3 separate regions of the Homo sapiens genome follow, and all the other regions are linked to region 1. Evidence: read pairs that join two places in POLR2A ChIA-PET (ENCODE). Cell type or tissue: MCF 10A. All regions are shown on one strand.

Evidence for each region. ChIA-PET counts read pairs that join two places held together with the same protein. Peaks named below come from ENCODE experiments on the same cell type or tissue, not always from the same donor. Only the 100,000 strongest peaks of a DNase experiment are listed, where the experiment ranks them.
Region 2: POLR2A ChIA-PET joins it to region 1 with 20 read pairs; 5 of 35 experiments call an interaction of 5 or more read pairs at or near these places.
Region 3: POLR2A ChIA-PET joins it to region 1 with 11 read pairs; 8 of 35 experiments call an interaction of 5 or more read pairs at or near these places.

Annotation. Positions count from the first base shown.
Region 1 is chr7:7,488,812-7,496,811 of GRCh38, reverse strand. It overlaps COL28A1 (collagen type XXVIII alpha 1 chain), which reads left to right. Exons shown (of 35, transcript NM_001037763.3): 12 at 6,166-6,234; 13 at 7,355-7,423. Among named protein-coding and RNA genes, the nearest start is that of COL28A1, 43 kb to the left of the region's middle. In MCF 10A, no CTCF peak of the experiment used is centred here; DNase peaks (open chromatin) are centred at 4,131 and 7,061.
Region 2 is chr7:7,551,167-7,559,166 of GRCh38, reverse strand. MIOS-DT (MIOS divergent transcript) reads left to right here. Exons shown (of 5, transcript NR_110084.1): 3 at 3,978-4,011; 4 at 6,245-7,008; 5 at 7,691-8,000. Among named protein-coding and RNA genes, the nearest start is that of MIOS-DT, 11 kb to the left of the region's middle. RefSeq lists enhancers at 1,358-1,857, 1,858-2,359. In MCF 10A, no CTCF peak of the experiment used is centred here; a DNase peak (open chromatin) is centred at 4,896.
Region 3 is chr7:7,420,465-7,428,464 of GRCh38, reverse strand. The region is part of intron 25 of COL28A1 (collagen type XXVIII alpha 1 chain); the gene reads left to right. Among named protein-coding and RNA genes, the nearest start is that of COL28A1, 110 kb to the left of the region's middle. In MCF 10A, a CTCF peak has its summit at 3,868 (motif pointing left); a DNase peak (open chromatin) is centred at 3,874.

The DNA.
Region 1 (8,000 bases):
ATTTTTAAAAGTTGCTAAAACATCTTTGTAATGTTAAGAAAATATGATAAAATTGTTCATAATTGTATTATCAAAAAAAGTGTAAAGTTCTGTCCACAAATAATTCAGTCTTGGATAACCATTTGTTATGTATTGTCTTAGAGAAATGAAGGATTTGCTTTTGGTTAGAATCAGTGCCAGGGATACGGAGTGTTAGTCGGTTTTCTCAGCTGAATTTTCCTCTTCATTGTGGTTTCATTACTCTTTCAGCTAAAAAAAAAGATTAATTGTGTCTGGGTGAATTGGTAGGAGAAATTGTGTAATAGGTACTTGATATCATTATGTAATTTATATACAGTTGCTCCTAGTTGAAAACCTAAGTGAACCACAGGGAACTGCAGAGGAGCATTTCTAGACCCACAGCTCCTCAGCCCAGAACAGCTTTCCAGTTTTGTTCACCTCCCACAGCTAGCAGAGCCCCTGCTCCCTAGTCAATGCTCAGTAAATGTCTGGTGCATGGATGATTGAGTGAATTATAGTAATGAGCTAAACACTGAGAATGCAAAGCTGAACAAAATCATATGCATCATCCCCACAGTCTAGTGGGGAGGAGATGGAGAACATTAAATGCAAAGTTGCAACTTGTAATGAATGCTCAGAAAAAAAAGGAAAACAGTGCTATCAATACTAAAATAGTGATTTCATCTTATCAGAAAAACCCTTCTTGAAGCCATGCTGCTTAAAATAAGATCTGAAGGGTAAGAATCACTATGAAAGAGAAAGGTAAGAGCATCCCAGACAGACAGAATAGACTGTGCAAAGATCCTGTGGCAGGAGGAGCAAGGCAAGTACAAGGAATTCAACAAAAGCCAATGTTGCTGGGGTGGGGAGTAAAGAGGTGACTGATGACAGATGGATTGGAGAGGCAGGGCCTTGTAAGGAGCTCTGTCTTTGGGAAAGGCCTCAGAAGGTTTTACTCAGATTAAAATTAAAATTAAAAAATTGCTCTGCAGCAATGGAGGGAATAAATTGGAGCATGCTAGAGTGGGTGCAAGTAGAGTACTAAGGGCTTTGTTGTACTCTGAACAAGAGGTATTATCAGTTTGCTGTAGACTGGAGACGCGTGGTAGAGGACTGAAGTGGATGGATTTGAGAGATATTTAGGAGGCATACTGATAGGTGTTGGGATGCGTTGCATATGGTGGCAGAGGGAGTGGGAGGTGTCATGAATGACCCCTAGGTTCCCATTTGACACAGGAGGGATTCTGGTGCCCTTCCCTGAGGTGGGAAGGGCTGGAAGATGACTATATTGGGGAGTGAAAGATGACAATTTATCTTTGGAAATGATGAGTCTCTTTTTGAAATTCTCTTTTTCCCCAACTCCCCACAAGACATCTTTGTATTCTTCCACTCCCACCTGACTTAAATGTTGGTACTGTTCATGGTACTGACCTGAGCCTTCAACCTCATTAATCACTCTAAACCGCAGTGCCCAATAAGGTAGCCACATGTGTCTACTGGGCATTTGAAATGTGGCTGGTCCAAATTGAGATGTGCTGTAAGTATAAGATACACATCAGATTTCAAAGACTTAGCATTAAAAGATGGTAAAAAAATAATTAATACTTTAAAAAGTGTTGATTACATGTCAAAATGATAATATTTTGTATTTATTAAGTAAAATTTATTAATTATAATTTACCTGTTTTTTTATTTCTTAATGTGGCTAGTAGAGAATTTAAAATTACAAATGTGGCTCGCTGTCTACTTGCATTGGACCATGCTGCTCCAGACAGTGGCCCTAGTGTCACCTTGTTTCCGGCCTGTTGGGCTCACGGGCTGCTGACCGTCTCTAGAATATTTAACACCATTTTAAGCCTCATGCTCTTTCTTCTTCTGTAACTTTTGTTTCTTTTCTTTTCCATCAGATTAGCTATGATTCCTACTTCTTTGTTTGGATCAAACATCTCCTCTACTATATGAAACTTTCCCAATTCCTTAAGGTAGAATTAAACATTTCTGCCTCAGAGTCTTATGTATTCTGTTAATATCTTTATTATGCTAATTCACATGCTTGTATTTTATTTTATATTGATTTGTCTCTCCAGCCAGATTGTAAGCTTCTGCAAAGTGCAGGTGCAATCTGATTTATGTCTGTGATTAGGTAACCTGATATTCAATTATAGACATAAATTGTTATTTACCTATTATTAGTTTGGTGCTCAAAAAAGGTCTGGTGAATAACAATTAAATCTATACATATTAAACAGGTGTTGTGTGACTGGTTATGACTTAGATGTTTTGCAGACAATATCTTGAATCCTCTCAACAATGCTACAAGGCAGATATAATTATCCTCATTTTGCATATGGAGATCTTGCAAAAGCTAAAATTGTTAGTAAATGATAGAACCAAGGTTCTACAAGACCAAATGATTCAAAGCCATGGTTTTTTCCCTGTGACTCCATGCATGAAGGGCTAGGTGTGGTGGCTTACACCTGTAATCCCAGCATTTTGGGAGGCCAAGACAGAACAATCATTTGAGGAAAGGAGTTCGAAAAAAAAACCCAAACCCCAAAATCTATTTCCTATGATTGTTAGAAGATTAAATGAGATAATGTATGTAACATGTCTGGGCAGTGCTGATAAATAGCAGGTTTTATTAAACATTGGCTTCCTGTCCTCTTGAAGCCCATAGTATGGGTGTTCTTAATTTCTGAAAAGGACAAAGGTGGTTTACCTAAACTTTTTGCTGCCTCCACACACGCTCACACTCACATTCACACACATTCACACTCACATGGAGGTAATGAGAAACATATTCTTTCTGGGGCTACTGATTTTAACCCAGACCTCTTTGTTATACTTGCCTGTTGGTAAATGGCTCTGATGGCAAATGAAAGTAAAGTAGAGAAATAATTACTGTGGGCATGCAATTTTTTGGGCATGCCATCTCTCTGTCTTTGTGTGTGTGTGTGTGTGTTGCTAAGGGCTGGGGTAGGAATATTAACAGGAAAGGAATCATGCCTGCCGTCTTACCAGGGCTATTCTGACTAGAGTGCTGACTCTTCCCTCCCTGTTTTGTTTTTACCCAGACAGCATATTTTAGAGTCAGGACCACTTTCTTTACTACCTCAGGAATCTCTGTAGGAAAGAAAAAGGGGAAATGGGAAGGGAATAAACATGAGCTATAGGCCAATACTGTTTTGTGGATCCTACCTTGAGATACCAGGCTCCCGAGAAATAAATTTAAGCAAGTGAAATGTGAAGCTACATTGCTAAGGGGCTGTGTTCAGGTAAAGGAGAGCAATCCCTCTGTAATCTTCAGATCCCTGCAACTGCCTTGTAAAGCAATATTAAGATATTGCTCAGCTGCTCTTGGTACTTGACTAAGGCTAAAGGGATTTCATGGGCTCAAGGTAAGAGAGCTGCTTCTACTCTTGATTCTCCTGATCCATACATTTCAAGGTAATGACCAAACCAATTTCTTGTCACCAACCTGGGCTCTTGGTTTGTTTCTGATCAAACATCAGATAAGTACCAAGTAGGGCAGAACTTCCACTACTCAAAAAATCCTCAAATTCTCTACCAAATATATAATTTAGATGCCTTCTGACCCATTACAGAACCAATGCTACATATAGAAGGGATAAAAAATGAATAGAATAAGTGAATTTAGGGCCTTGTATTGTTATTATTGTATTTTTTTTAGCCAGACAAATTCAGCAGTGGGTAGATATTATTATTGTATTTTTAATGGTATATATATATATATTATATATTAATGTTATATATATTATATAACATTATATATACCTGTTATATATGTATATATATTATATAACAGGTATATATAATGTTACATATATTATGTAACATATATATATAAATTCCATGGCTAAAAACATGTAAAATGAGAATGTCAGTCAACTGGCTGCTCAGAAAACTTAATCAATATAGAAAAACAAGTACAACCTTAGGAGTTTAAGGGAAAAAATATTTGCCAGACTGACTTGTACTCAACAGCATGCACAGTAAGTACTTTTGAATTCAATCCACTTAAATATCAAAGGATCATAAATGTGGATGACTCATTTTGAGGCAGGATTCCTTTGTTTTAAATCACCCTGAGCCTGGGCATATCTTCTGGGGAGCTGGTTTGACTCTGACCCTTCTTAGCCCTTCTGGTTCTCTTTCGCAATTGGTCAAAGTCAACAGACCTTTTTTTTTTTTTTTTTTTTTTTTTAACAGACGGAGTCTCACTCTGTTGCCAAAGCTGGAGTGTGGTGGCGTGACCTTGGCTCACTGCAACCTCTACCTCCCAGGTTCAAGCAATTCTCCTGCCTCAGCCTCCCGAGTAGCTGGGACTATAGGCACATGCCACCAGGCCCAGCTAATTTTTTTTTTTTTTTTTAGTATTTTTAGTAGACAGTGTTTCACCATGTTGGCCAGGCTGGTCTTGAACTCCTGACCTCAAGTGATTCACCTGCCTCGGCCTCCCAAAGTGCTGGGATTACAGGCATGAGCCACCACATCGGTTACAGACTTCTTATAGTAAAGCAATGTCTTTACTATATCCACAGAACATTGCTCTGGTCATTAGGTGTCCCTTCCAAAATCACAAGCTTCTGGGGTAAATTGAGACTTTAATATTTCTGAAAACTCCTTTATCTCCCTTCATCTCAGAGAAGGCTTGTTTCACTTTCCTGTTTCATTTTACTGTTGGTTAGTGAAAGCATGAAGAGAGAAACCTTTGGGTTGAATGAAATTTTTAATAGCAAATATTCATTAGCTGAAACATAAAGAGTGTTCAGCAATCTTCCTTAGCATAAATTAAAGGTACACGTGTGAATGTAAAAAACTGGAAGGAAATACACCGAAATTTTATAGTATTAATAGTTACAGATAGGTAATTTAAAATTTTCTTTGCATGCATGCTTTTTAATATATGACAATTTTCTACAATGAGACATATTATTTTGATAAACAGAAAAAAATAATATTATGAAATGGGTAATTGGGGTCAATAGCCACTCCCCTTCCCCTATCATCATGCCACAGGGCTTAAAGCCGGAGAGACCTAAAGAGCTGTAACTGTGTGAGTGGTATTCAGGTGTGAGTTTGGGCTGGCCAGGTAATCTCTCTGGGACTTGGGTTTCTCACCTGTGAAATGTAGGGGTTTGAGTGCAATGGTCACATCTAGTTCTAAAATGCCTGAATTCTATTATGGGCTTGCCACATCATAGGCTATTATTATTTCAAAATGCTCTGGCTTTGAGTAACAGAAATCTTGAATAATAGTGGCTTAAATCATGAGAACTCTTGCTGTTGAGTAAACAGAATATTTGAAGGCAGGTAGTCCAGGACTGGATCAGTTGCTCATTGAGGGTATCCAGGAGCCAGGCCTCTTCAGCAGCTGGCTTTTGTCCTAGAGATTGCTGCCTCATAGTTACAAGACAGTTATCACATCTCTATGTAGGAAAGAAGAGACAGAGGCAGTTTTCTCCTTTGCATCCAGTAAGGTCCTTCACATCTCGTTTGTCAGAATTGAGCCATGTGACCAACTGAGATGAATCAGTGACAAAGGGAAAGGAGATTCCCATCTTGCATTAGGCCAATGATCATTCATCCTACACCTCTGAGGGCAAAGAACAGCTGCCCACTGACTGACTCAATTGGGGGTTTATCAGCAGGGAAGGAAAGCTGAGAAAGGACAGCCGCAGGGGAGGAAACAAAATATGTCTTCCAGAGCACTTAAAGATTTGTGAATGAATGAGTGATGGCTGCGTTATGCCTTTTATGGATCCTGAAAACACTTGACTTTGTGGGCCCCTTCCTCCATAAACACATTAAAAAATTATATTTATGAATGCAAGCTGTATTCATTGTTATATAGTCATTATGTTTATTTTTATTTTGAATCAAAAAATTACAATTGGAACATATTTGCAGGCTCCTGAAAGTGTTGTGGACCCAGATATTGTGACTACTGTGCCTAGTGGATAATTTGATCTTGGGTCTGTGTTTTCTTTCCAAATGAGTTGTAAACAATTGAGGGCAGGCACGATGTACAGGTTTGTTGTTGCTCTGAAAGCCCCTATTGCAAAACCATACATCTAAAAGCTGCTTAGTCAATACTATTGAGTCGACCTAACATATAACTGATGTCACTATTTCTTCCTCCAGGGTGAGCCAGGTCCTCCTGGTCCTTATGGTTCTCCAGGAGCTCCTGGAATTGGACAGCAAGGTATTAAGGTAAAGATACTTGTCTTTTTGCCCACTGATGACTGTTGAATTTATTGTAGGGCCTGGGGGAGCCATGATTTGAACTCCATTTGGCCTAAATCCAATAGACACAAGGAGGCTTCCTGAAGTTACTTCATTTTATGTGCTTGGACACAGAAATGTGCTTGTCAGGGGCAGTTACCACAAGAATAATTAACGTATTTTTTAATTTTGTTGGAATGAAAAACTTACTTGTCTCCAAATACCCACCCTTTTGCCAAGGTACATGTAGTTCTGTTGTTTTCATGGACTTTAAACATTCACATGCAAATATGTTATTGGGAAGTGAAACAACTTAACACATCAACAATCATGGTTCACATTGAATAAGCATAAAGGGGCAGAAACCAGAAGGGCCATGGCAATGAATAGGTCAATGTTGGCAGAGAGATTTGTAGAGAACTAGAAAGGGAAGGAAGGAACGTCCATCCTGTGAGGCTGTACATTATGCAGGACATATTAATAAAGCAGAAGTGCCTATTTTGAATGGCTTTTCCAAGTGGTTGTGACAATAAGACTTTGATGCAGGATTAAAATAGCAAGCAGTACAAAACAGTGTACTTTGAATGTAATTGAATATCCCCATGTATAGCATTTCAACAATGAGCACATTGAGACTCCAGGAAAGGTGGAGTTTATGCTGGCAGAGTTATGGAGAAGTTTTCTGGAGGAGATGAAGTCTGAAAAGAGCTTAAAGGAGAGATGAATAGGATAGAGTGGGGACAAGGAAGGGGTGACATTCCTGGATGGTGGCAAGAGGGCAGGGCACAGCACACACATTGTCAGCTTAGTCAGCTCTGTAACCAACCTGCATTGCCACACAGTCTGTCCTGCCAATTCTTACACAATATTTTGTGAAAACTGAAAATACTGAATTACATTTGGACAAGAAGAGATAATAAACATTTTAGGGTAATTTGTTCACTTAAATTCGAGCTATTTCTCTTCCTCTAGAATTTTTTACCTTTATGAAAACCAACATTTTGTCTATTTCGCTATTTATCCTTGTTGAAATCTTGAGAGAACTTTGCGCTATGTTTATTCTTTATTTAAAATCTCAAGCTTTCATTCTATTATTTCTTTCTCTTAGGGAGAAAGAGGCCAAGAAGGAAGACCGGGAGCTCCAGGACCCATTGGAGTTGGTGAGCCTGGACAGCCAGTAAGTAGCAAAAATTCTAGATGGAATGAAAAGGACAAATATAGTTTTTACTTGTTCTTTCTGTTTAGGATAAATGGTCAGATTAATCCACCTTGTATCTATTTTATTTATTTATTTTTTTGAGACGGAATCTCACTGTCACCCAGGCTGGAATGCAGTGGCATGATCTCGGCTCACTGCAACCACCACCTCCTGGGTGCAAGTGATTCTCCTGCCTCAGCCTCTAATTAGCTGGGACTACAAGTGCACGTCACCAGGCCCAGCTAATGTTTTTTGTATTTTTAGTAGAGACGGTGTTTTGCCATGTTGGCCAGGCTCATCTCGAACTCCTGAGCTGAGGTGATTCACCCACCTCAGCCTCCCAACCACCTTGCATCTTTACGAGCAACAAATGAAAATAAATATGCGAGAACCAGATCCACGTGCTATTTTTCACAACACTTGAAATAGAACTATGTATATATGTATATGTGTAAATATATATGATGTTTACACCAACTCTCTTTTACTGTAACTTCTTACAAGATGAATCAACTTGAACAAGAAGAAAAGAGTTCTCATGTGTTAAAATTTTCTA
Region 2 (8,000 bases), 62 kb before region 1:
CTTTAGTTCATCTTTGATTTTGGTTATTTCTTGTCTTCTGTTAGCTTTGGGGTCAGTTTGGTCTTGGTTCTCTAGTTCTTTTAGTTGTAGATGTTAGGCTATTAAATTGAGATCTTTCTAACTTTTTTATGCAGGCATTTAGTGCTATAAATTTTCCTCTTAACACTGCCTTAGCTGTGTCCCAGAGATTCTGGTACATTGTATCTTTCTTCTCACTAGTTTCAAAGAACTTCTTGATTTCTGCCTTAATTTTATTATTTACCCAAAAGTCATTCAGGAGTAGGTTATTCAATTTCCATGTAACTGTATGGTTTTGAGCAAATATCTTAGTCTTTATTTCTAATTTGATTGCACTGTGGTCCAAGAGAGTGGTTGTTATGATTTCAGTTCTTTTGCATTTGCTGAGGAGAGTTTTGTGTCCAATTATGTGGTCAATTTTAGAGTATGCACCATGTGGTGATGAGAAGAATATATATTCTGTTGCTTTTGGATGCAGAGGTCTGTAGATGTCCATCAGGTCCATTTGATCTATTGGTGAGTTCAGGTCCTGAATATCTGTTAATTTTCTGCCTCAATGCTCTGTCTAATACAGTCAGTGGGATGTTGAAGTCTCCCATTATTATTGTGTGGGAGTATAAATCTCTTTGAAGGTCTCTATGGACTTGCTTTATGAATCTGGGTGCTTGTATATTGGGTGCATATATATTTAGCATAGTTAGGTCTTCTTGTTGAATTGAACCCTTTACCATTATGTAATCCCCTTCTTTATCTTTTTTGATCCTTGTTAGTTTAAAGTCTGTTTTGTCTGAAATTGAGATTGCAACCCCTGATTTTTTTCTGTTTTCCATTTGCTTGGTAGATTTTTCTCCATTTCTTAATTTTGAGCCTATGGGTATCATTGCATGTGAGATGGGTCTCTTGAAGACAGCATACCAATAGATCATGTTTCTTTACCCAACTTGCCACTTTGCCTTTTAATTGGGGAACTGAGGCCATTTACATTCAAGGCTAGTATTCGTTCCTATCCATATTCTGAATTCTGTTTCTGTCATTTCAGCCATCTCAGCCTTGTTCAGAACCCTTGCTGGAGAGGTGGTGTGGTCATTTGGAGGAAAGAAGGCACTGTGGTTTTTTGAGTTGTCAGAGTTCTTGGGTTGGTTCTTTCTCATCTCTGTGGGTTGATGTTTCTTCAATCTGTGAGGTTGCTGACCTTTGGGTGTTTTTTTCTTTCTTTCATCTAGTATGATGACCTTGAGGGTTTGGTTGTGGTATAAGATGGATTCAGTCAACTGGCTTTGTTTTTGGAAGATTTTAAGGGGCCAATGCTGAAGCTCTCAACTCTTGGACTGTGTGTTCTCTCTCTGGGGGACTTGTATCGGGCCCTGATCTTGTTGTCTGGATCCTTGAGGTTAGGAATCCACTGTATGGGGGGTTGGGGTGGGGAGCTGAGGTGGTTCGGATTGCTGTTCACTACACTAATGGGTGGTGTTAGCCAAAGCATTTTGTAGTGCAGTAACACTGGGATCCATCCTCGTTCACACATGACAGCAGCAGTGGCAGTGGAAGCATAGTGAGGTATATGCTTGTTTGCTGCAGCAGGGTACAGGTGCTGGGATGCCTGCCTCCATGTGGGCATTCATCACAGCGGCAGAGGCAGCACCGCTGGGTGGGGGTCGGGGGGTCGCTGCTGGCAACTGTGCAGTCAGGCTGGTGGTGGTGTTAGCATGGGGGTGGGGTGCTGGTGGGCACAGGTCTGTGTGTATTCTCTGTGTGCTGCAGGCTAGGGTGGTCCCTCAGGGCAGGGGAGGATCCACTGTTTTCTCTGCCTAGTTTCACTCCCAGGGCAGTGTTGGCACAAGGGCAGGGCACTGGTGGGAGTAGGGCTGGCTGGCTGGCTCTATGCCTGCCAAGGCTCCAACTGCAATGGTGGTGGTGGTGGTGGGGAGGTGGGGTGGAGTGCATTCTCACTGCAGCAGTAGCAGGGCAGGGAGCTTGCACACACTGCACTGGTGGGTAAGGAAGGCAAAACCTGCGCATGCACATGTGCTCTGGGAAAGCAATGTGGGGGCTTGCTGTGAGCCTGGGAGAAACTGCAGTGTAGAAAGGGAGCAGGCAGGCTGGTGCATGGCCATGGGGGCCACCCCTCTGGAGCTGTCTGCCAGCCAGGCATGATCTGCCAGTACAGGAGCTGTGAAGTGGGCCCCCAGGGCACCTGAGGCTGCTCTGCAACCAGGTGTGGGGAGGCTGGGGCCCTGGGAGAGGCCAGCAGACCAAGAGGTGCTCAGGTTGAACTGGCCCCATTTGAAGGGCAAGATCACCTTGCAGAGTTCAGATCTTACAGTTTCCCTAGGGCTAAAGTCTCTTATGGGAGCAAGTTGAGTCTAGGGAGATGGGCTTCCCTGGCTGTGCTCCACTAAAGATGCTCCTGCACCAAACCGTCTAGGCTCTGCCTCAGCTGATGTGCTGCCGCTACCACTTCTCTAAGCAGCCTTTCCTGCTAACTCAAGTGTCTGTGCTGGTCAAGGGGGTCTCCTCCTGCTGGGATTCCAGAGGCCCATGGCAAGAACGGGTTGCTCCTTGCCAGTTCAATTCACCTGTTCCCCTGGTGTCACTGGGGCCAGGAACGAGTCTCAGTGTGTGGTAGCCTCATGCAGGGTTCCCAGCTTCTTCCCCCTTCAGCCCAGGTTCTGTGTCTTCCCTCCATCCACTCTAGGTGACTTCCCTCTGAAGATCTGTTAGACATGCCCCAGTCATCTTGGTTCCTTGGTGGCAGCTGTTCCACCTGGCTGTGTCCAGTCAGCCATCTTGCCCTCCCTCCAGAAATTCAAAAAAAATTTCAGGTAGAAAAATAGTTTGATTGCTTTGAATTTTATGTAGCTTTAGACTTTTAAAATGTCAGAATTTATTCACTTACTAAAAGTGATTTGGAAAATTATGCCTTTGGTTTAATTATTGGTAATTACACTGTCATTCTCTTTCCCTTGTGTATTGAACTAGGTCCAGAATTCAGTTTATGTAGACTCTGAACATGTTATGAGAATCTGATTGATGTTTGTCCCCTGTATTTAAAGATTAGCATTGGATTATTTCATGTTGCATGCCTGTATCAAAAGATTTCATGTATCCCACAAATAGATACACATACTATTTAAAAGAAAAGTACACCTTTTTAAAAAAGATTTTTAAAAATAAATAAATATTAACACTGGAATATTTCAAAGTTGTCAATGTGGATTGTCTCAACCAATAACCACTGCTTGATCTATATAATTAATTTTTTTAACAAAAACTTTATGATTAAGTTATTCTTCAATTGTAGGAAATTTTACATTGTTCTATTTTTTTCTCCTTGAACTTGTATTTCCATTTCACTCTTTCCCACTGGATTATTTGTTTATTTAAGAAAAAATTATATAAATATATAGCATCTACTATGTGTCAGAGATTTTAAATATAGACTCATTTAACATACTATCTCAGGTTAGGTTTCCTGGGAACCAGATTCTAAAATGGAGACTAGGATGTAGCATATTCATTAGGGAGTATTGTTGGGATCAGCACCTAAGGATGGGAGGAGGAAGAAGGGAGATTAGGCAGAGGGGGAGATTGAGCAGCTATGCAATGCCAAAAAAGGCCTCTGCCAGCCCATGGGTAACTCTGGAGTTGGACTGGTCCTTCAGAGTTGTCCTGAGTTGGGGGCTGGGACACAGGCCTTTATACTATTCCATTTATGTGGATGTGTCATTGAATGTGAACTGTCCCTTGGAGGAGGCATGATTTTGAGTGAGGCAATTTCCTCGGGTAAGGCAGTCCCCAAAGAAAGCTGACAGCTGAGGGCTGTCTACTGGCAGCACTTCCCACAGCTGAAGGAAGAAGTCACTAATGACCAAAGGAAAATCTGGAGGCGCATCACAGGGCTCACAACATCTTCATCACAACTTTATGAGGATAACACTTTTATTTTTCCTATTTTGCAGATGAGAAAACTGAGGCACAGAGAGGTGAAATAAGGTAGGCAAGCTCATACATTTCTTAAATGGTTGCGCTAGGATACAAACCCAGACAATCTGGCGCCAGCATTGTGCTTCTAACCACTGGCTCGTGCACTCTCCAAGGGAACTGCCTTTTGATCTAATTATATGCTGTCATTAAAATAATCTTTTAAAGCAGGAGTTAGCAAACTGTTTGTAAAGAGCCAGATAGTAAATATTTCCAGCTCCTCAGGCTGTGCTGCCTTTGTCACAACTATTCGATTTTGCTCTTGTAGTGCAAAGGCAGCCATAGATAGTACATAAACAAATAGCCATGGCTCTGTGCCAACAAAACTTTATTTACAGAAACAGGTGGCAGGCTGGATTAGCTTGTTGACCCGTTTTAGGAAATTATTTAAAGATTGAGAAAGCACTACGGTTTACTGTTACAGGAATGAAATATTACTGGATGAAATAATTATACTGATCCTAGCCTTATTTTAAAAGGGTAAGTTTTAACAGATTTCTCTGTGTGGTAGGTTTAAAAGTGATCATTATTTTCTTCATTATACTTTTCTGTGTTTTCTAAATTTGAATGTAATTGTTATATGCGTTACAATATAAAAATGTTTTTAATAAGAAAAAAATGAATGTTATTTTAAGAGTATAATTGGAGGGATCAGGATGCTAAATTCCATAATAGACACATCATAATCCTATATCCACAAAGTTAAGGTACAAATAAGATTCAAGCAGCATATCAGATGCCTTATTAACTGGAGCAGTTTTAGCATGACAACTGCAACATGGGCAATCCAAACATTTCCTGCCTTGCTCATTGCTTTTTTTGTTAGTAATTTGGCGCGTTTCTTCTAACGGGCACTGAGTCACTAAAGTAGCAGCTATCAAAATTGTTCTCAAATTGGCATCGTTAGTACCAGTAAAACCACAGTCATTTTACTGCCTGATCTCTACCCCTCATTGAACAAGACTTGAGTAAATCACATTTGGGATTTTGAAACAGATGATGTGGCTACATTCTGCCAATGTCTCTGCTCCCACAGCTATTGCCCTGCTTTAGGTCTTAATTACTCCTCAGCCAGACGGTAGTCTCCCCAGTTGGCCTCTGGCTCCCTGGTTCCTGCTCATTTACTCTAATCCTTTTCCTCTGTGAGGCCAGATTGATTACTCTGAAGCATACCTGAAGCGACCCTTTACTTAGAGCCTTTCATTGGTTAACATTCCCTATAGACCAACATCCAGACTCCTCAGACTTGACTTAAATGTCCGTGTTGCAAGTCATAATGGTTGAGAGATGAGAAAAAAAGTTGTATTTTCAATGAATCAGATTAACTTTATAATTAGACCCAAAGCAGTTATATAAACAGTTTTCTGTTGGTAGTAAAATAAGAAAAAGATTTTCAGAACAAGAACTGGGAGGTAGATGTTTATTAGACTATGAAGACAACGCATTGAGGACCAGGGTCATTTTGAGAAAAAGATTAGGTCACAGAAAAATCAAAGCATATGTGATTGGCCTGAGTCAGTAATTTGGACTATTTCAGATGTACCTTACATCTGTAAGGTACACATTGTACCTTACAATGTGTAACTGGAAAACCTTCAGATGGATAACAGAGTTGACTCACATGCTCTAAATCCTGGAACATTAGCAGCTCATTTGAGAAGCTAAGCCTGACTTTCTTGGCTAAGTATAATCATAACCCAAGGAAGCAATGAAAGAGGGAAAAAACCCAGAAGCATAAAGAGAACCAGAATTAGAATCAGGACAGGCATGATGTGGACACAAATTTACTTCCAAAGTTTTAGCCTTTTAATGACTTTTATACTATTCAGTTTTATAATCATTGTTCTATTGGCATATTTTGTCCTCTCTTTGAAAAATATTTCCAAGAGTCTCCTACTTTAAACTTGAGAAGAGGGATTCAGTTTGCAACAGTGCTTAAGAGAAATCTCATTTACTAAATTAATAGATGTTAAATGTGTTGTATAAATGAGGTAAGTATATGATAATTATTTAAAGATTAGTAAATTACATGTAATGGTGAATATTTCTCTCCATGTAACATGGATAAAAACATCTGGAATTTTTTTAAAGGGTTATCAACATGAGGTTGTCCCTACCTACTGTGGCCCAACATATTTTTTCCCACTTGATTTCTTAATTCATACTAGAGCTGTCCCACTGAATTGTTCCCAATTACTTTTCCATAGCACTTTCCTTATAACGTGCTTTTGTTCCTTCCCCCCAGGCCCCCAGAATGCTCTTCTCCAAGACTTAGAAAAATCAAATGCTATCCATCCCTCAAGATACATCCCTCCAGCCCCTCCTTGAAGTCTCCTGCAGCTAGAAGTAGAAGTAGCATCTATCCCCATCTGGACTCCTTAGCACTTTGCTGTACCTGCCTTAGTCCCCATCTCTTTACACACACACACACACACACACACACACACACAGAGTATTATAATACTATTACCTATTATATTACATTATATTATTGTAGTTCTACAGGAACTACAAGGAATTCTACTGTGAATTCCTTAAGGGTGGGATACATTTTACAATCATCACTGTTTCTCTCATTAGTTGTGGAATCAAAAAAATGAGTGCACGATGAAAAATTATTCAAACACATACATGCTTTCATTCCAATTGAAAATGTAAAAATATTACTGTTAAAACAATATTAAAGGACATGTAATACAATTCAAATATTCCTACCATGCACGATTGTTTTCACTTCTTTGTGCCTCTTTCACCATTTATTTGTGTGCATACTCAGCATATTTGTTTGTGTAACAGGATGTTAAAAATAGAATTTGTTGCCTGTAGTTTTTGCTAAAGCTCTACTAGACTGGAACAGAACAATAGGTGGTAAATACTCCATTCCTCAGTGAGATGCTACCTACCTATGCAGAGCTGGAAAAGATTTTGCAACCTGAAAACCCAATCCTTTCTGAGATATAAAAGAACAGAAGAGTCTGGAAGTGATTTCTTCGGAGAAATTCATTTTCTGTGAGTCTCACTCCTAATCCCCTATGAGATATCTGGGGGTGAAGGGCAGGTGCTGTTCCACACAGAGAGCTTGATCCGTGCATCTTGGAAGAGGGAGGTAGGTAGGGAACAGGGTGGGCTGCTTTGGGACCCATGCCTTAAAACTCAGGTACTGGGGCTGGCTGGTTCTAATGGCCAAGAGGTGAGAGGTGCACCTGTGGGGAACAACCTTCACTCTCAGTTTGTCAGGATAGAGGATATGAGTCTTGCCCTGAGGATGGGATGTAGACTACAAGGGCAAGAGAGTCAGCTTAAAGAAATCTGTAGAACTATCTGCCAGGACTGAGGTGACCATAGCAGAGAGATGTTGGAGGTATTCTGTTGGGAACAAGATGGTGTGAGGTAAAGATTGTATTTGATACCTGCTGGAGAAGAGATCTTGCATTAAGGCCAGCATTAAGAGAACTTCAGATGAGAAATCCCTGGTGAAGCAGAGTCTCCAAAGAATGCATAAGAGCTCTGCAGTGAGAAAGAGATCACCTGAATACCTTCCAAAATCAAAGCGTGGCAGTGACCAGCTAAGCAGATCTTTCCTGTCTTCTACCTGGAAGGGCCTGAAACTGCAATTCATGAGTTTGGGGAAGGCAGAGAGGCACAAAGTGGGGAAATGGAAAAGTTGACTATGTCCGCTTTCCTACTGCAGTATTCCAGAGAAGAAACTTCAAGCTCAGAATATTGGCTACTACCTGTGATAAACATTTAAATTATTGGAACGAGAGAGTTTTTATAACTAAATTTGAAAGAAGCAATTTTTTTTATCAAAGACCAACCCGAAGATTCATGACCACTACCTGTGATTTCATCCATGTTGCAAGGAAAATCCTGCCCCACTTCCCCAATAGGAAGAGTGGTGGGGGAATAATAAAGTTGTTTTATGATGCATCCTGTGGACTTCTACTCGACAGAATGGTAACATTCAACTGTAATCAGGATGAGCAAGCCACTTTATTAAA
Region 3 (8,000 bases), 68 kb after region 1:
GATGTCTCTGATATAAGAGTTTATTTCTGGCCTCATAGAAAAGGAATATAAGACGTGGCTCTCCTGAGTTCACTAAGGGCAGGTACAGCCTACCGTGCCCGTCTCTTAGCTTTTTTCAGGCCCTCTCAGGGAGCTGGATCATCACAGAAAAAGCTATGACCCGCTCCAAAGCCTTGGAGTGGTTGAACTTAGCCTAATCTTTGCACAGAGGAGATCTAACCTGGATTTGGGGTTAGGACCTCTTAACCATCAAGTTGTTGGCATAAGTCTGTTGGCAGAAAAGACTTGTTGGATTGTTGTTGTTATTACAGGTATAATTACTATTATCATTGTCATGATTATGTATTACCTAAATATTTCCAGAATATTATGACATTTTTAACAGTCCCCCTGTTTTATAGATGAAGAAATGAAGAACCAGAAGGTTGAGCAACTTGTCTCTTTACAATAGAAACATTTTTGATACTACATTTGTTTTGTATATGAGAGGGGCTATGGATATGGATGAATGAATGAAAAACTAAATGGATGAATAAATCAGAGCAGAAAGCATGACTTACCCTGATCCACAGATGCTCAATCTCCTATGCTGTCCGTCTTCTATCTAGGCACTCTTTTGTGTGTGCAGTTGGATTGTTTCCCCTTTCAGCCTAGCTTTTCTATTGTCAAAACTTAAATTATATAAACATTAAAGAGAAGCATAAACCCCAAACCCAAAAGAGTTAAATATTTTTCAGTAACTTTAAATGTTTGAGTATTGTAAATACATGCTTTATTTGACAAAAGTGACCCATAGCCATAAAATGCAAGTCTATGTGGAATTCCACTGAGTATCATTATTCTAAAAATGTTCCCAGCATCTGAATTGCCCCTCTGTTCTCTGCAATGGCTCACATATGTACACTCCACCAACAGGCATTGGTGGAACAGAGGACCGATTCACACAGAGATGCATTAGGAATGTGTGAATTCCATTGGCAGACATAGACTGGACAAGGAACTCCATTTTTGAACAGTGCCCAACAAGGAGGGCTGGCCTAGGATACAGACTTAATGAAGTTAAGGGCATGTAATTCCAAAGTGGACTTGAAGAAAGCCACCTCCCTATAATATGACTGCAAAATTGCTTCAGCCTGGACAATCAGCCCAAAACAGAACTAATTAAAGCCAGAGCCATACAAAGTTTAGACCCTAGGCAGTTTGACCCAGAGGTTTCAGAAAGGGTCATATCCAAGACCAGGAAAAGGTGACTATTCAAGGTTACTCCCCAATGCAGTTATATGCCTGATCTCTAAAATCTGAGCTGCACTCTAGTAGTCCACCTCATGACTTTGAATATTGCTTTCATCTCTCCTTGCTGTTTTCCTAGCTTTGTATTTCTCTTCTTATGAGTATGTACGTACTTTTCCTTCAGCCCTGGAGACACATGGTAAATCCCCTTAACATTCATTGCCCACATCACCATAAACATATTGTTATTTTTGATCATGCAGACTTGGAGGAACTTTCTCCCAGTGGAAAATTATATTCAGTTTTAGTACAAGACAGCCTGCTCTTCTCACTGTCGTAAGGGGCAGTATCAATATTTATGTTTTCAAGGTTTCTAACCAAGCTAAATAAGAAAGACTCTTGCTCTCCAGTGAAGTTCTTGGCAAAAGGCCATCATTTGCTCATCTTTGATGAGATGATTTTGAGAAAAGGAAAAAATAAGAAGTTTTAAAATTGTCAGGGACTATGAGATACAGCTGTTTTGGGGTGAATATTAAAGTTTTAGGAGATAAATTGATTCAAGTAATTGAAAATACTTTAAATAATTTGAAATTTAAAGGTGAGAAAATACTTGAGAGGAAATGTAGCAATTTGAGAAGTTTGTTTTCTAGCATTTGTATAATTATTTTCTCATCCCCATGATGATCATGCTGACAGTTGGTACTATCTTCCTATTCATATTAAAGGGTGTCATTGAGAAATGACTGAGTCATATGACAACGGTCATTCAATAATCAATACACATTGCCAATATGTGCATATACTTAGAAAAAAGCCTCTAAAACTTCCATTGACATTCTGGCTACCACGAGTGAGGTATTCTAGAGGTCCTAACACATGACATAGGTGGAATTATGTAATTCATTCCAGAGTTCTGCCTATGTTTGTGGTAGTTGGAGTAGTTATATCTTAATTTTATTTAAAAACCAGAAAGAAAGAAACATAAGGCAGCTGCTATCATCACTTTGACTTCTACCTTATTTTAAAACCCAGTCATTCCTCAGTTTCATCATTTAGCAGAATCTTTAGAGTACCATTCCTTGGAACATCCTTAAGAGGCTGATTCTTTCACAGTGAATTTAATTTGCTTTTATTGTCCCCAAAGTAGAAAAAGCATGAAATCACTTTTGGAACAAGTATATCTTGCTTCCACCTTCTTCTCAAAGAGTGGCAGCAACTTAGCTGGCACAAAGGGAGAGAGTATGATTAAAGCCTCATTAGTGTGTGGGGGAGTAAGGGGGAGGAAAATAATCTAATGGGCTGATTATTTCCTCAAATATTATATTGATATTTTTAGAAAACTCATAAGGTATAATGGGTTGTTTCCTTGTCACTGCTCCACCTTGAAACCTTGCCACTTATTAGCTGTGTGACCTCAGCAAGTCGTTTAGTCTCCCTGAGGCTTAGCATTCTTATCTGTGATTTGGGATAATAATGCCTACTTCACAGGTTTATTATGATAAATTAATAGACTAATGTATGTAAAACATCTTTATGAATCCTAACAAATTCAAATATAATTAGTGGTAGTAGCCATTTTATGCATCACGCTGCCAAATCACACACATTGTAGGATGGATAAGAAGAGAGATTAAGAACTGGTATAGGTAGGAGATCTGGAATGAAGTCAATTAACACATTGGAGTAAACCGCAAAACCAAGGATTAGCAACGGAGGGAAAATGGGACGGGAAGACTTAGAGGGCTGGATTCTTGTGCAGGTCGTGTGGGACCTGTGTAATACAGGATGAATCTTATAATCCAGGATGTTCTTCTCCTTGAGAGGGTGTGACTGGCGATGTAGGGAAAGGACTTTTACAGTTTCACAGCCAAACAGCCGAGGTCTTTGCATTAAATGACAGCTGGAAGAAAGTCTATGGAAAAGTTAGCGTCTTGCATCTAGTCCCAGTCCACATCAAAATGGGAGATGGGTTCTGGAGTCATACCTGGGTTTGAATTGCTTCAGACTGCCTGGTTTTTGGCAAGTCATGTATCCTGCTGTAGCTCAGTTTCCTTATCTGTAAAATGGAATAAGTTGATGTTGATAAGATCAGGTAAGATAATGAATGAAAACTTCCTGCTGCATAATAAACTTAATAAGTATTATTTTTATTTATTATTTATTATAATAGTTTTAATATTAACCAAAGTGAAGATTTACTAATGAGAAAATGAATGAATGTGTTTGCTCTCCTCTTTCTTCTTTCATTTAAAAAGGGAAAGCTTCAATGTGTGAGTTTTAGAACCATCATAAGATGATGTGTATTTTTAAAGGAGTTAAAATTATCCACTCTGCAAGGTTATGGTCTAGGTGGTCTTCACTGAATCATTTGTTAAGTTCATATGCACAAATACTGCAGACAGTCCTGAATTTGGCCGTTTCCTGTGAAAATGAAAGTAGTATCTCCCATCTAGAATCCCTTTGGCGGGCCAAGAGGAAGTGGTATGCCATCTAAACAGTCCGTTATTCTTCTTTTGAGAGAGTGGGTGCAGGGGTTAGGGGTAAGGCTAAGACTGTCATCTTAGGAAAGTGATAGATGTTGTTACCAATGGCGACTCTAGAATTTGCTCGCACGTCTGTTCATTATCTCCTAATACAAGGGCTCCCTCTGCAGGCTCCAACAACCCTCAGCTGTTGCGTGGGAAGCTATGTCCAGCTATGCGACAACCTGTTGTAATTCCTTTATTTGTGAATATTGCTGTATCCACTGACAATAAACTGTGTATCTGAAAATATCACAGGTCAACGCACTTCTTAGGTACCTACGGTGCTGCCTTATGACAAAACCAGTGCCGTCAAATGGCCAAGCAAGACCTGTCCGCAATTCTCTTGCTCACATTTACCAGGTGTGGTGGCCTAACATGGACACACGGCCCATGGAACCACAAAAGATCATTTTCAAAGACCCCACCATAGTGGAGAGACACTACTTCTGTGGATTCTCAGATCATTAAATGCCTAATGTTCCCATCTATCAAAGTATGGTACATATACACTGAGGAACAACTCTCATGCCGTGTTACAGACCAATTCTAATATCTGCAGAACGTTAAGACTTGATTTAAAGTCTATTAGATTCACAAAAGCATTGCTATAAGTCATTATTTTCCCGTAGTTTGAAAGATACAAAAGATTATTTAGATATGTGAAACATAGCTATATGTCAACAATTATATGGATAAGGATGGACAGTTTGTTTTAGGTGAACACTGAAGGACCACAGATGACATGGAACACATCTTAAATTCATTGGCTGAGGCTGCGGGACAGAGAGAACAGTAAGGTATCTACAGGGTCAGCTGTCCTACTGCAGTTGGCCTTCAGATACTCCCAAAGGTTGAGGGTTAGGGGGACGTGAATAAGGGAGACTGTGAAGGAGAGAATGAATAGCAACACTGAGCATTGACAAGGCTGGCCTGAGGTAAACTATGGACCTATTTTAACTGCTTTTCCCGCTTGCTTTCCCATGTGTGGGTATTAGTGTAATTAATACTAGTTGAGGGGAGGTTTTAGCTAACATTCTCACACAAAAAAAATCATGAATTAAATACTACAGTGTCAAATTTTTTCTTAAAACATACTACTTTGTTAAAAAAAAATCTTGCCTTCTCTCCGTATCCCTATGTTAAAAAAAAAATTATGTAACATTTGGTACATCCCAAGAATACACACGACAGATGTAAATTCTAATGATGTTGAATCTACCTGTGTGCTCCTCCCCTTTGCCCAGTTTTAATATCTTTAAAATCATGAATTATTATTAAGGGGGTCTATTACAGCAACACTATCTCAGGTTCACTGGAGAGACTTTTGCTGGATATTGTTTATGGATTTTTAAAAATTGTATTAAAACAATTATGAAAATTAAGCATGCACAAAAGTGGAAAGACTAGTGAAATGAACTCTCATTTACATATCACACTTCCTTAACAATTATCAACACATAGTTGATCTTGTTTTAGCTATATTCTTCACTCCTCCCCTCACCACATTATCCTGAAGCAATCCTCAGACATCATCCATATAAAGCTTTAGCATTTGTCATTCAAATGTAAGAACTCTTTTTAAAAACTTGACTACAATACTATTATCAAACCTAAAACAAATGAACAATTCCTTAATATAGCAAATATCCAGCATTCACATTTCCAAGCTTGTCTTACCCATTTGCTGCAATTGGTTTGTTTGGATTGGGATCCAAATCATGCCCACACATTGCATTTGATTGAAATAGCTCTTAAATCTCTCTTAATCAAAGTAGACTCCTCCCTTGTTTTTAGCTCGCAGTTAGTGTATGTGTTATTTGTACTTGCGGATTTGCTGATGATATCCTCATGGTGTTGTGTAACGTGTTTCTCCCTCTTCCGTCTATTACTGTAAGCTGGTAGTAATAGCCGGCAGGAACTTGGGGACACTCAAAGCTGGTAGGTCAAGAGACGTGTTTACATCCAGGTTCAGTTTTTTCTAGGCCAGAATATTGATAGGTAGGGTGGTGTATTCTCTAATGTATCACAGCAGGAGGCACATGGTGTCTGGCTATATCCTTCCTTTTTTTTTTTCTTTTTTGGAGACAGAGTCTCACTCTGTCACCCAGGCTGGCGTGCAATGGCGTGGTTTTGGTTCACTGCAACCTCTGCCTCCCGGGTTCAAGTGATTCTCCCGCCTCAGCCTCCCCAGTAGCTGGGAGTACAGGTGCCTGCCGCCACGCCTAGCTAATTTTTGTATTTTTAGTAGAGACACTGTTTCATTACATTGGCCAGGCTGATCTCAAACTCCTGACCATGTGATCCACCCACCTCGGCCTGCCAGAGTGGTGGGATTACAGGTGTAAGCCACTGCGCCCAACCTGGCCATATCCTTCCTAACCTTTTCACCTCATCTTGGAAGGGCACAGGTGAACGGAAATGAATGAGAGGAAGCCACCAAATCTGGGGTGGGTTGGGGTGACTGAGCAAAGAGGAGTATTATTTTTGATGAAACTTTCGATGATTTTGGGTAAGATTTACTTAACTATGCTTGACTTGTTTTGTTGGAGAGTGTCAAAATGTTTGGAAGAGAAAAGACATGTCCTTTTAAGATGTAGCAAAGTGTATGAATCAGTCAGGTGTAGTTGGAGAACTTCAGGCAGTGAACTTACACACTCTCCCTTTGAAAGTACTTCATAGGTACTCAAGAAAGGAGTGCTAATGGAAATGTATGTACTACAGGGTTTTCATGTTCTCTACTTGGAGCCCTTGATGTTGGAGTGATCCTTTCAGCTGGCAGGAACTTGGGGACCCTCAAAGATGGGAGTCAGTAGGAGAGAGGTGTTAAAGAGATAATTAGCACCCGTAGCCTTAGAAGCAGCTAAGTACTAAGTGGAACAGATGGAGACAGTATAATAAAAGTGGTCTGTAAGCAAAATAGAAATACATAATTATGAAAGTAGATATTAAAAGAATTAAGTCAGTAATAAAGTACAGTTTTAAAGTGGCCCCCGTCCTTTTAAGGGCTTGGGTTATCTGGAAGTATTTTAGAGTTTATAAGTAGAAAGTAAATTAAAAGATGGACTGTTTTTCTGAATGAACAACTTCAACATTTCTTGTAATTTATGGTTTTTGCAGTGTTGGAAGCTGGAAGCTGTTTAGCTGGTAACAGGATATGGGCAAAACAGGACCTAAGGCTAAAGGTCTTGGGTGGTAGTTCAAAGCCTGACCCTGGTTCTTTTTTTTCTTTATTACTTTATTCAGGCATATTTTACACATTCTAGAATTCATCCTTTTTAAGTATAAAATTCAATGGTTCTTTAAGTAAATTTGCTACTAAGCTATACAGCCATCACCATAAATCAGTTTTAGGTCATTTTTATCCCCCCAGTAAAATCCCTCACGACCATTTATAGTTAATCCATGTTGCTGTCCCTGGCCCCTGGCAGTGACTAATCTACTTTTTGTTTCTATAGAGTTACCTTTTCTGGGTATTATTTATAAATGTAATCATATATCTGGCTTCTTTCATCAGTAATAATGTTTTTGAGGTTCATTCATGTTATGGCATTTATTCATAGTTTATTCCTTTTTATTGCTGAATTTACAGCACTTTGTCCATTCACCAGTTGATGGGCATTTAGGCTGTTTCTAGTTTTGGATGATTATGTATAATGCTGCTAAGGGCATTCATATGCAAGTCTCTAAGTGGACATACATTTTTATTTTCTTTGGGTGTATATGTAGGAGTGAAATGACTGTATCATTTGGCAAATTTATGTTGAACCTTAAACCACCAAACTGTTTTCCAAAGTGGCTGCACCAGCAATTATGAGGGTTCCTGTTTTTCTACATCCTTCTAGCCCTGCACCTTAATAGCTGTGCAGACTTGGGCAAACCTTAGCTTCCACTTTAATAAAATAGGTGAGTGGAGCTGACATATACCAAGTGCCTATTCTGTGGTAAAAATCATGATAGAAACACTTACAAGCTTTGTCTCACTTAATTCTGAGCCCTTTGAAATGTAGATATTATTTTCTACATATGTGATGAATTTACCGAGGTTCAGAGAAGTTACATAAACTAGACATCATTATAATGCAAGATTATTGTGAGTACTAAATTATATCAAATAACATATATGAACATACATGGCATAGTCTTGGGAATACAGAAGGTGGCTAATGAAGCAATTTTTATTTCTCTCCTTCTTCCCATCATTAGCATCTCTAGTAGGTCTTGCCACAGGGCGTCACCTACCCTCAT